Linked DNA regions of Homo sapiens: region 2 is linked to region 1. Evidence: chromatin contacts called from ENCODE Hi-C or POLR2A ChIA-PET data. All regions are on one chromosome and are shown on one strand. Each heading gives the region's core, a stretch centred on a gene start or an enhancer-like site at or near the end of the contact. The rest is flanking DNA. Distances are from core to core; before and after follow the strand shown.

Region 1 (5,697 bases), core at 2,133-4,632:
TTGAACCTGGAAGGCAGAGGTTGCAGTGAGCCAAGATTGTGCCACTGCACTCTAGCCTGGGTGACAAAGTGAGACTGTGTCTCAAAAAAAAAAAAAAAAAAAAAAAACACCACACACACACAAACAAAAACAAAACAACCGAAACAAAATAACATTAATGCCAGCTAACACTTACCAAGGGACATTCTACGTGTTTTAAGTGTGTTTTTTCATTTAATCCTTACGACTCTCTGAGATAGGTATTAGTCTTATTATAGCCATTTCATATATGAGAAAACTGAGGCACACTAAATAATTTTCCCAAAGCCACAGAGCCTCAGTGGTAAGCCCAGGATTTGAACCCAGGGAGTTCTGGCCCCAGAGTCCAGCAAGTGCTTGTTGCACATGCAACCAATTCACTAGTACATTTCCCCTGAAGACGCAAAGATGACTCTGGCAGTGTTCAGGCTCCAGACAGTGGTCTCAGACCAACCTAGCAGAGCTCATCAAAGCACACTGTGATGAGGAGGTGTCTTATCATCTCCTGCCTTCCTCATGAAAAAAAAAAAAAATGGAGTTCGCTGGGCCGTTCCAGGGCCCAGTGTCAGGCAGGACACTGGTTTCCTGAGCCTGGCATTGTGGCCCAGCACCCCAGGGCCATGCCTGGCTCTGCAGTTTCGTTTGGTGCCTACATGGAAGCTGGCCCAGGCCATGGCTCCTGTGAAAGCTGCAGGCCCGGGCATTCCCCGCAGGCAGCTGGAGAGCTGGCTGTCCAAGACAAAGGCAGCCTCTAAAGGTCAGAAGCTGCTCTGGGGCCTGGGATCTTTGCTTCCTGCTCCCAGCACAGCCTGTCCTCAGCCTGCAGGCTCCTCCTCCCAGTGCTCTCAGCCAGAAGGAAGGAGCAGGCAGATGGCACAGCCCCAGCCCTGCCTACAGCCCCCAGACGCGGAGCCCGACCCTGCCCTCCTTCTGCCAGGGGAAGGAAGTCCACTTCTTAAGCCTGGCATCCAGGGATGCTGAGGGGCTGAGATTAGAGAATTTCGGGGGGGTGATGGAACTGCTCCGTGTCTTGATTGTGGCAGTGTTTGCGTGACTTTGTTTTTCAAAACTTGTAAAACTGTGCACTGAAAAGAGGCAAATCACACCTCAAAAAAACCTAAAAGTCATATTTATAAATATAAATAAGCATAAGACTTGAAAAAAAGGAGATGGGGAAACTCTCCAGGACGTTGTTCTGGGCGGATTTCTTGAAAAATACCTCACAAGCACAGGCAACCAAAGCAAAAATGGACAAATGGGATCCCATCAAGTTAAAAAGCTTCTGCACAGCAAAGGAAACAATCAGCAAGGCGAAGAGACAGCCCACAGAAGGGGAGAAAATATTTGCAAACTATACATCTGACAAGGGATTAATAATCGAATAGATAAGGAACTCAAACAACCCTATAGGAAAAATCCTAATAACCCAGTTTTAAAATGGGCAAAAGGCTGGGCACAGTGGCTCACGCCTGTAATCCTAGCACTTTGGGAGGCCAAGGCGGGCAGAACACAAGGGCAGGAGATAGAGGCCACCCTGGCCAACACGGTGAAACCCTGTCTCTCCTAAAAATACAAAAATTAGCTGGGCATGGTGGCGCACGCCTGTAATCCCAGCTACTTGGGAGGCTGAGGCAGGAGAGTCGCTTGAACCAGGGAGTTGGAGGTTGCAGTGAGCCGAGATCGTGCCACTGCACTCCAGCCTGGCGACAGAGGGAGACTCCGTCTCAAAAAAAAAAAAAAAAAAAAAGAATGAAATCCTGTCATTTGCAACAACATGGATGAAACTGGAGGTCATTATGTTAAGTGAAGCAAGCCGGGCACAGAAAGACGAACTTCACATGTTCTCACTTATTTGTGGGAGCTAAAAATTAAAACAATTGAACCATGGAGATAGAGAGTAGAATGATGGTTATACGCTGGGAAGGGTAGTTGGGGGGCAGGGGAAAGTAGGGATGGTTAATGGGTCCAAAAATATAGTAGAAAGAATGAATAAGGCCAGGCATGGTGGCTCACACCTATAATAGCAACACTTTGGGAGGCTGAGGCAGGAGGAATTTGTGAACCCAGGAGTTCAACACCAGCCTGGGAAACATAGTAAGACCCTGTCTCTGTAAAAAATAAACAAAATTAGCCGGACATGGTGGTGCACACCTATAGTCCCAGCTACTTGGGAGGCTGAAGTGGGAGGATTGCTTGGGCCCAGGAGGTCAAGGCTGCAGTGAGCCATGATCACAGCACTGTACTCCAGCCTACGTGACAGAACAAGACCCTGTCTCAGAAAAAAAGGAATGAATAAGATCTAGTATTTGATAGCACAGCAGGGTAATTATAGCCAATAATAATTTAATTGTACATTTCAAAATAACTAACAGTATAATTGGGTTGTTTGTAACACAAAGGATAAATGCTTGAGGTAATGGATATCTCATCTACCCAGTAAATATATACACCTACTATGTACCCATAAAAATTTTTTAATTTTTTTCAATAAATAATTTAAAAAGAAAGAGCGGCCAGATGGATGGCTCATGCCTGTAATCCCAGCACTTTGGGAAGCCGAGGCAGGAGGATCACTTGAGCCCAGAAGTTTGAGACCAGCCTGGGAAACATAGCAAGAACTTGTCCCTATAAAAATAAATATATTTTTAAATTAGCCAGGCATGACTTTGGGAGGCTGAGATGGATGGATCACTTGAGGTTGGGAGTTTGAGACCAGCCTGGCCAACACAGTGAAACCTCATCTCTACAAAAAATACAAAAATTAACCTGGCATGGTGGTGTGCGCCTGTAATCCTCAGCTACTTGGGAGGCTGAGGCAGAAGAATCACTTGAACCCGGGAGGTGGAGGTTGCAGTGAGCTGAGATCGCGCCACTGCACTCCAGCCTGGACATCAGAGCGAGACTCCATCTCAAAAACAAACAAACAAAAAAACTAGCCAGATGTGGTGGCACATGTCTGTAGGCCCAGCTACTGGAATCTGTAGTCCTAGGATCACTTGAGCCCAGGAGTTCAAGGTCGCAGTGAGCTACGATGGTCCCACTGCACTCTACCCTGGGCAACAGAGCAAGACCTTGTCTCAAATAAATAAATAAAAATAAAAGGAGAAAGACCTAACACACTGAGGAGGCCGAGAGGAGCCCTGGCCACCTCGGCACTCATAGGCCCAGAAGGTCAAACACCAGCCCTGGGCTCCTGGCCACAGCCCTGCAGTGCTACTCAGGACCGCAGGGAGGACACTGAACCATAGGAATTTGAACACCTGAAGCCAGTGTTCAAAGAGGCAGCAAGACCAGGCCCCAGAATGCACGGATGCTGGCCCCAGCCACGGCCCCTGTGAAAGCTGCAGGCCCTGGCATTCACCCCAGGCAGCTGGGGAGCAGGCTTCCCAGGACAGCCTGTCCACTGTCGATTGCCTCATCCAACCCAGCCACGCATCCAAATACTCCTAGGACCCAGTCCCTTTGCCCTGCAACCAGACATCCCTCTCATCTGCTTGGGACTCTCCACCTCACTGAGCCTTTGTCATGTGTGAGGTCCCAGCTGGGTTTCTTTTCATCCCAGATAAGAGGAAAGTGGGGTCTAGAAAGGCTGAGTACCTGCCCACAGTCCCCCAGCTGATACAGAAATAAGACCGAGGCCAAGCTCCTGACCGCCATTATCCCATTAATCTTCACATCAACCTTGACGGAAACACTGTGAGTGGTCTTATTTTATAGATGAGAAAAATGACACACAGAGAGGGTAAGTTGCCCAAAGTCACACGGTAGTAAAAGGCAGAGTTGGGACTCAAACCCAGGAGACTGGCTCCAGGATACCACTCTCAGCCACTATCCTCTTATCCCCCTGAAGAGGGCAAGCTGCCACTACCTCATGCCACTGCCTAAAGAGTGTGCTTGGAGACTTTTACTGTCCTTGGTGGTCCACTGTTACCCCAGGCACCATTCTGCTAATAGTTGAGTTGGCAGAGTGGAGTAGTTGAGGCAGTCCGTGGAAGAGTGTGACTCTCCAGTGTAACCCCAGCTACAAGGGCCTCGCTTGGTTTTGCCACAGCTGAGTGAGTTTAGGAAGTTACTTCACAGCCCTGTGCCTCCAGGGGCCACACCTGTTTAAGGGATGCTGGCAGCAGCCCTACCTCTAATTAGTCATAGGTATCCAGGGCACATAACTGCACCTGGTACAGGGCAAACCTCCCCCGCAGAAGTGTTAACCAGTGTTGTCCTCACTGGCATCATCATTACTGTGTGAGGGTGGGAACAAAATACAAAACAATATGGTCTCCCTACTGCCAGAATCCAAAATAATGATCACTCAACTTCCAGGTCTCAGCAATAGCTTCCTGCCACACATGGGGCAGCTGCTCTTGTCTTGTCAACTTGATCCCAACCAAGGGACAGGGCCTCACAGCTAGACCCTGGGCCTTGCCTTCTGCAATGACCATCAAGCATCTTTCTTGGAGCCCCTTCTTTGTCCTCTGTCTGTCCCTCTATTTCCTCTGCTGTTGAAAGGGTTGGGGCAGGAGAGCACTGGAAGATTTCAGACACTGCAGGTAGGGAAGGGGAGATGGTGAGACCAGCACCGAGATCTGGTCCCAGGGTGGACTTCCCCAAAGACAGCCAGACTTGCTGTTCTACCACTTGGTGTGCTAAAATAGAGTCTGTCTTCTTCTTGACCTAGAGCACTATTACAAAAGGCTACCTTCACCGGAGCAGGACACTGTCCTATAGCATTTTGTTTAAAGCAATTATTTAATTGTTGTCTTCCAGATGGATGAGAAGAGGGCCTGTGTTTCTCTTATTCATGGCTGTGCCTTCAGGGCCTGGCACACAGCAAAAGTGAGGATAGATGAATGGATGGATGGATGAGTAAGTAAGTAGATGAATGGGTGGATGAATGGATGGGTGGATGAGCAGATGAATGGATGGATGGATGGCTGGATGGATGAGTGGATGAATGGGTAGATGGATGGATGAGTGAATGGATGGGTGGATGGGTGGATGGATAGATAACTGAGTGGGCAAATGGATAGATGGGTGGATGGGTGGATGGATGGATGAATGGATGAGTGGATGAATGGGTAGATGGATGGATGAGTGAATGGATAGGTGGATGGGTGGGTGGATAGATAACTGAGTGGGAAAATGGATAGATAGGTGGATGGGTGGATGGATGGATGGATGGATGGTGGGTGGATGGGTGGGTAGATGGATGGATGGATGGATGGATAGTGGGTGGATGGGTGGGTAGATAGATGGATGAGTGGATGGGTGGATGGATGAATCATGGGTGGATGGGTGGGTAGATCGATGGATGGATGGTGGGTGGATGGATGGATGGATGGATGGTGGGTCGATGGGTGGGTAGATGGATGGATGGTGGGTGGATGGATGGATGGATGGATGGATAGGGTAAATGATGCCCTGGAAAGGCTGGGTCTGGGGCCTCAGGGGGACCACTTGCCTTCTCTCCACCTGCTGCTCAGAACTGCAGACTTGTGACATCACCTCTACAAATCCTCTGTTGGAGGCCTTGGTTCTTATGATCCGTGGGCTAGTCCCTGAGCCCCTCAAGCAGGGCCAGAGTGGCAAACTAAAAAACCAGATCTGACAAAGGATAAAGATAGAAGGAAGGAGAAACTGGGGGTAGGGGTTGGTGGTGGGGGCAGGACAGCCCAGAACAAA
Region 2 (5,258 bases), core at 145-2,644, 100 kb before region 1:
CACTTCCAGGAGCAATGGATAGCGGAACGGTGCAGTCCCTCCAAGGTGGTGCCAAGGCCCTGACAGGTCTCTTTGGCTAGAATCCTGACCCTGGCTGCTGGCTGGGATGCCAGTGCCTCCCAGTGCTGGCCTCCCAGGAACACTGGGATGACGGGCCGCTGACGCTCAGGACCCTGCTGCACGGCCACCAAATTCCTTCTTTCCATTAATCTCCCTGCCCCATTTCTCCCTTGCTAAGTTAAATGGGCCCTTGGAGGGTGGATATTCTTTTCCCTATTTTATTTTTGCCTGTGATGTAAGCTCAGCTGAACCATCCCTTCCCCAGGAGGCCTCGCCAGGGGCCCTCCACTAACAGCCAGCTCCACTGTGCTCCTCATAGCCCTTGCTAGACTTGTGATGGTCCCTTTACCTGCGTGGTTATTTGGCAACTATCCATCTGTCCTACTAAATGATAAGCTCCCCAGGAGCTGTCTTTCATTTTGGGGGTGAGCTGGAGGCTCCCCGTTGTCTTCCAGACTCCAGTTAATCCCAGATACACAGCAGGTCAGTGGATGTGAGTCCCTGCCTTGGGGTATTTCAGGTCCTGCCTCCGGGTTCAGGACCTGATGGGCAGAACAGAGCCAGCTGTCTTGAGATTGGGGGCTGCAGAGCTGAAGACCCCGTTCGTAAGCGTTCCAAGATGCCTAGCCCCTAGCCAGGAGGGATCGGAGTGCGGCAGGTGTGCCTGGCTGCTGTCACCCATCTGCCGCGTGCCTGCTCTCCCTTAGGTGCTCAGTGTTTCAGAGAACTCAGGGCAAAGACACTTCAGAGCAGTTAGTGGCCCCGCAGCGGACCACAAGGAAGTCTGCAACCCATTCTCAGTGCACCCCGCCACAGCTCAGGAGTCTTGGGGGATGACATTTTGGGTTTTTGCTCTGACCTCATCTCAGGTTCAGGGTTTCACCTCCGGCCCTTTGCAGCAGGTAGGTAGAAAGCGCCCAGCTATAGGCCGAAGCTCTTTGTGGAAGAAAAAAAAAGTTTGGCTAATGACCTGCAGTTCTCTGTGAGCCTGGGCCCACCGCCTAAGGAGGAAGAGGAATTGGCAAGAGTGGGAGAATCAAACCTTTTCTGGAAGCACCAAGGTTAAGAGGGATATTAGGGTCCGGTTCAAGCACCTTGGTTTATAATTGGGGAAACTGAGGCATTGGGAAAGAGGAGAGACCAGAACTAGACTATGCAGCTCAGCTGCTCCCAATTCCTGACACACAGAAATGTGTGAAAGAATTAAGGTTTATTGTTGTTTTAAGCCACTAAGTTTTGGGGCAATTTGTGACATAGCAATAGGTGACTAATATAATCACCTACCTTATCCTGCCAAGTTTGGCTTGGAAAGCCTTTGGCTGCTTCTCAAAATCAGAGTGATCCCTAAAGAATGAAGACTTGTGCTCACAGAGGCTTTGAGAAAGGCTGTCATCCAATGTGGATGATCGTATTGTCTCACAGGGAGTTTGGAGTCGATCCTGAGATAATGGGGACGAAACGGGGAGCAGAGAGAGAGATGGACACAGCCAGGGGAGGGGGTGCAAAGAACCCAGATCTGAGAGCAGGGGCCTGGGATGGGCCTGGCCTCTGTTGCTTGCTAGCCACACGTCTCTGATGAGTGACTCAGCTCCCTGGGCCCAGGTTCATCATTTGTCTAATACTCAGCTGACAGTGCTGTTGTGAGGTTGACAGTCTGTTCCCCCAACAGCAGTCAGAAGGATCTAGTTAAATTACAAATCCGATCATGTCATTCCGGTACTTAAAACCTGTTAGTGGCCGTCACAGTGCCCGGATAAGGCGCAAGGCCCCAGCTGGCCAGCACCACAGCTCAGCTGTGTCTCCCTCACCTTTCCTGCAACGCCTCCCACCTTCCCCGCATGCAGCTCTCTCCCACTTGCTAACTGCCCCGCAACCTCCAGATCTCACCTGGAATGGGAAGCCACCTGACCACTTCAGCTGCTCTGTGTGGTTCTTATCATTGCCAGCGTGTTTGTGTGATAAACCATAAATGTCTGCCTCCCCTACGGGTCAGTAAGTGCCATGGGGCGGGGCCCCTCTGTCTCATTCCTGGCTATCGGCACAGCATGGGCACATTGTAAGTGCATAAGTGCTTGTGTGGAATGAATGAATGAATGAGCACACAAAGGGTGCCTAGTACTGTGCAAATATTGTTTGTGTCCACTCCTCCCTCCCCTGATTCCACACAGGCTGCAGGAGCTCCATGGGGTCTCACGACTCAGGCCAAATAAACCTTACAGGCACAAAAGCTGACAGATTTCCATTGTTCTTAACTTTGGTTAAGCATTGAAACTACCTGCAAAGTTTTCCAAAAAGAGATGCCTGGGTCCCACCCTCAGAGATCCTGGTGCACAGATGGAGGGTGCACTGGACATTGGGGTGACTAAAAATCCTCCAGGTCAAGCCTCAGAAACACCGCCCTGGGCAGTGGAGAGACTGGGGGCCTGGCATAGCCCTTCTAGCCTGGGGACTGAGACCGTCTCATGATCTATGACTATTGGGCTGTAAAAAATGAGAGCAATGTGCCGGATTCTGTAGTAAGGACTTCCCTTAATGAACTCAGGTAATCCTCAAAAGAGTCCTATGAAGAGGATAGTATTATTATCCCTATTTCACAGTTGGGGAGACTGAGGCAGGCAGCTATCAAGTCACTTGCCCATAGTTACCCAGGTGGCAGAGCCGGGATTTGAATCCTGGGTGGTCTAACTTCAGGGTACAGCTGCTTATCCACCGCCCTAATTGGTGGAGAGGGACCACGGAGAGGTACCCGCTAACTGCTGTCATCCTAAAGATTGCTTTCCCATCCTCTGAGGGCTCAGTGGGGGCGGGGCTGCCGCCTGTTCAGTGTCCTTTCTGAAAGGACGTGCCTCGAGGGACCAGTGGAGCCAAGATTAGACAGGCTCAGCCCATCCATTTCGGGCTGGGATCCTCAGGACGTTGAAAGCCTTCCCCTGGTGCTGGAGCCCATTGTCAGCCTTAGGAAGAGACGGGTCGCTATGGAAACCTCTGGACTGTACAGACGTACAACCGGCTGGCTTCAAGAAAATCTTTTCATGGGTCTGTCTCTGCTGTGAGGCAGCCAAGGGTCCTCCTGCTAATCGGGCCCCCTGTTTGGACATGATGTCAGGTTAACTCCCAGCGCTCAGCGGCAGCCTGGGTGCACCCTCCCCTTGTCCCACCTGGCACACAGAGACAGCTTTTCCAGCCCTCCCGTGGGAGGGCACATTGGTGGGGGAGGTCTGCTGATGATTGATGTGTGGGGTTGAGTCTTTAATTAAAGTATTCATCATGTGTCAGTCAGCAGAAAAGAAAGTTCAGCTCTCTGCCAGGGTCTGTATCCTGATCATCAACTCAAGAGCCGTTTCCCATGAGGGGGCGCGTGACCTTGTCTAATAGCTGCACTGAGATCTTTTTGAGACTTTTCCAATCTGCTTCTGAGCGCTGCATAGGACAGCATGGTGTCAGTGTGCAGACCTGGCCATGGGACCACACACTCTGACAGTCGGCGCTGGGCTGACCTTTAGCGATCACCAGATCTGTGCTTCTCAACCCTGGCACCCCGTTGGCATCACCTGGGCAGCTTTTTAAAAATATCCACGTCTGGGCCTCACCCCCATCCAATGAAATAAAATCTGAGTGGCATCCTGGCCAGGGTACTTCGTAAAAACTCTGCCTGTGCTTCTGAGGTGCAGCCAGTTCTGAGGACAAATCTAACCCACTCTCTGTACAGATGGGGAAACTGAGGCTTCAGGAGGAGAAGGGATGTGTCCTAGGCATCCAGGTAGCAAGGCACTCGGAGCGTGCGGAATCAGATCTCCATCCCACTGAGCATCCTCAGCTCCAAAGGTGGGATAGGTGAGGAAATGGCTCAGGAAGGGGAGGTGGGTCGCACCAGGGGCCTAGAACCAAAGAGAAAGGGAGGACACAAGATGCTGTCATCACTGTCCCAGCCAGGGGAGTGGGGAGCTGTGCAGGAGAGTCAAACCTCAGCCCCATTACACCTTTTTAAAAACCATGGAAGAGTGATATAACTTTCTTTTTTTCTTTTTTTTTTTTTTTTTAGACGAGTCTTGCTCTGTCACCCAGGCTGGAGTGCAATGGCACAATCTTGGCTCACCGCAACCTCCGCCTCCTGGGTTCAAGCGATTCTCCTGCCTCAGCCTCCTGAGTAGCTGGAATTACAGGCATGCACCACCACACCTGGCTAATTTTTGTATTTTTAGTAGAGATGGGGTTTCACCAAGTTGGCCAGGCTGGTCTCAAACTCATGACCTCGTGATCCGCCCGCCTCAGCCTCTCAAAGTGCTGGGATTACAAGCGTGAGCCACGGTGCCTGGTCTGAGTGACATAATTTTCTAGTAAAAGTATACTCACAGACCAGCAGCATCAGCATCACCTTGGAGCTTGTCAGAAAGAATCTTTTTTTTTTTTTGAGACGGAGTTTTACTCTTGTTGCCCAAGCTGGAGTGCAATGGCACGATCTTGGCTCACTACAGCCTCTGCCTCCCAGGTTCAAGCGATTCTCGTGCCTCAGCCTCCTGAGTAGCTGGGACTACAGGTGCGCACCACCATGCCTGGCTAATATTTTGCATTTTTAGTTGAAACGGTGTTTCACCGTGTTGGCTAAGCTGGTCTCAAACTCCTGACCTCAGGTGATCCGCCCGCCTCCGCCTCCCAGAGTGCTGGGATTCCAGGCATGGGCCCACCGCACCCAGCCAGAAAGAATCTTAAAACTGAAGCTTGTTAGAAAGAAGCTTAAGTCCACCTCAGACCTATTGAATCAGAGTCTGCACTTTAACAAGACCCCAGGGAGATTCATATGCACATTCAAGCACGAGAAGCCCCGTAGCGATGGGCACTGGGAGGAAGCTGCAACATGTGGGTTCTGGTTGTATGACCTTCAGGAGGCCCTCTTCACCTATTGCAGCCACGATTTCTTCATCTGTGTATGGGGATAACTGAACCTCGGTCTATCCACTCCCCATCAAATCTGGAAGGACCAGAGATGGGGAGGGGATTGATTGAGTTCACACAGTGAAAAGATGGCAGAGCTGCAGTTAGCAGCAAGAGCAGGGCGTCCAGCCCTGCATTGCCTCCCTGTGGTGGGGTAGGCGGGTGAGAGGGGGAGGAGAAGTTGGAGGGGTGCTGCAGATATCACAAACACTCCAAGAGGCCTCCAGATTCTTTTGCTATTCCAGTTTGCCTAAGTAGATGCGTTG

What was found. Hi-C counts contacts between places; a loop is a spot of excess contacts on that map. ChIA-PET counts read pairs that join two places held with the same protein, here RNA polymerase II (POLR2A). Pooled maps may share reads with other maps.
Region 2: a pooled map shows a loop between it and region 1 (1.9-fold over the local background). The contact joins two enhancer-like sites. A Hi-C loop is called at or near these places in 1 of 168 maps with a recorded cell type or tissue (A673), 1 of 37 single-sample maps with no recorded cell type and 1 of 50 pooled maps. POLR2A ChIA-PET finds 5 or more read pairs at or near these places in 2 of 52 experiments (Caco-2 and OCI-LY7).

The regions. Positions count from the first base shown.
Region 1 is chr22:35,463,036-35,468,732 of GRCh38, reverse strand. No RefSeq gene overlaps it. Among named protein-coding and RNA genes, the nearest start is that of MCM5, 66 kb to the right of the region's middle. Within about 2 kb of position 3,382, at least 3 of the 41 ENCODE cell types and tissues checked have a DNase peak (open chromatin) inside an H3K27ac peak, as active enhancers do.
Region 2 is chr22:35,565,672-35,570,929 of GRCh38, reverse strand. No RefSeq gene overlaps it. Among named protein-coding and RNA genes, the nearest start is that of RASD2, 27 kb to the right of the region's middle. Within about 2 kb of position 1,394, at least 5 of the 41 ENCODE cell types and tissues checked have a DNase peak (open chromatin) inside an H3K27ac peak, as active enhancers do.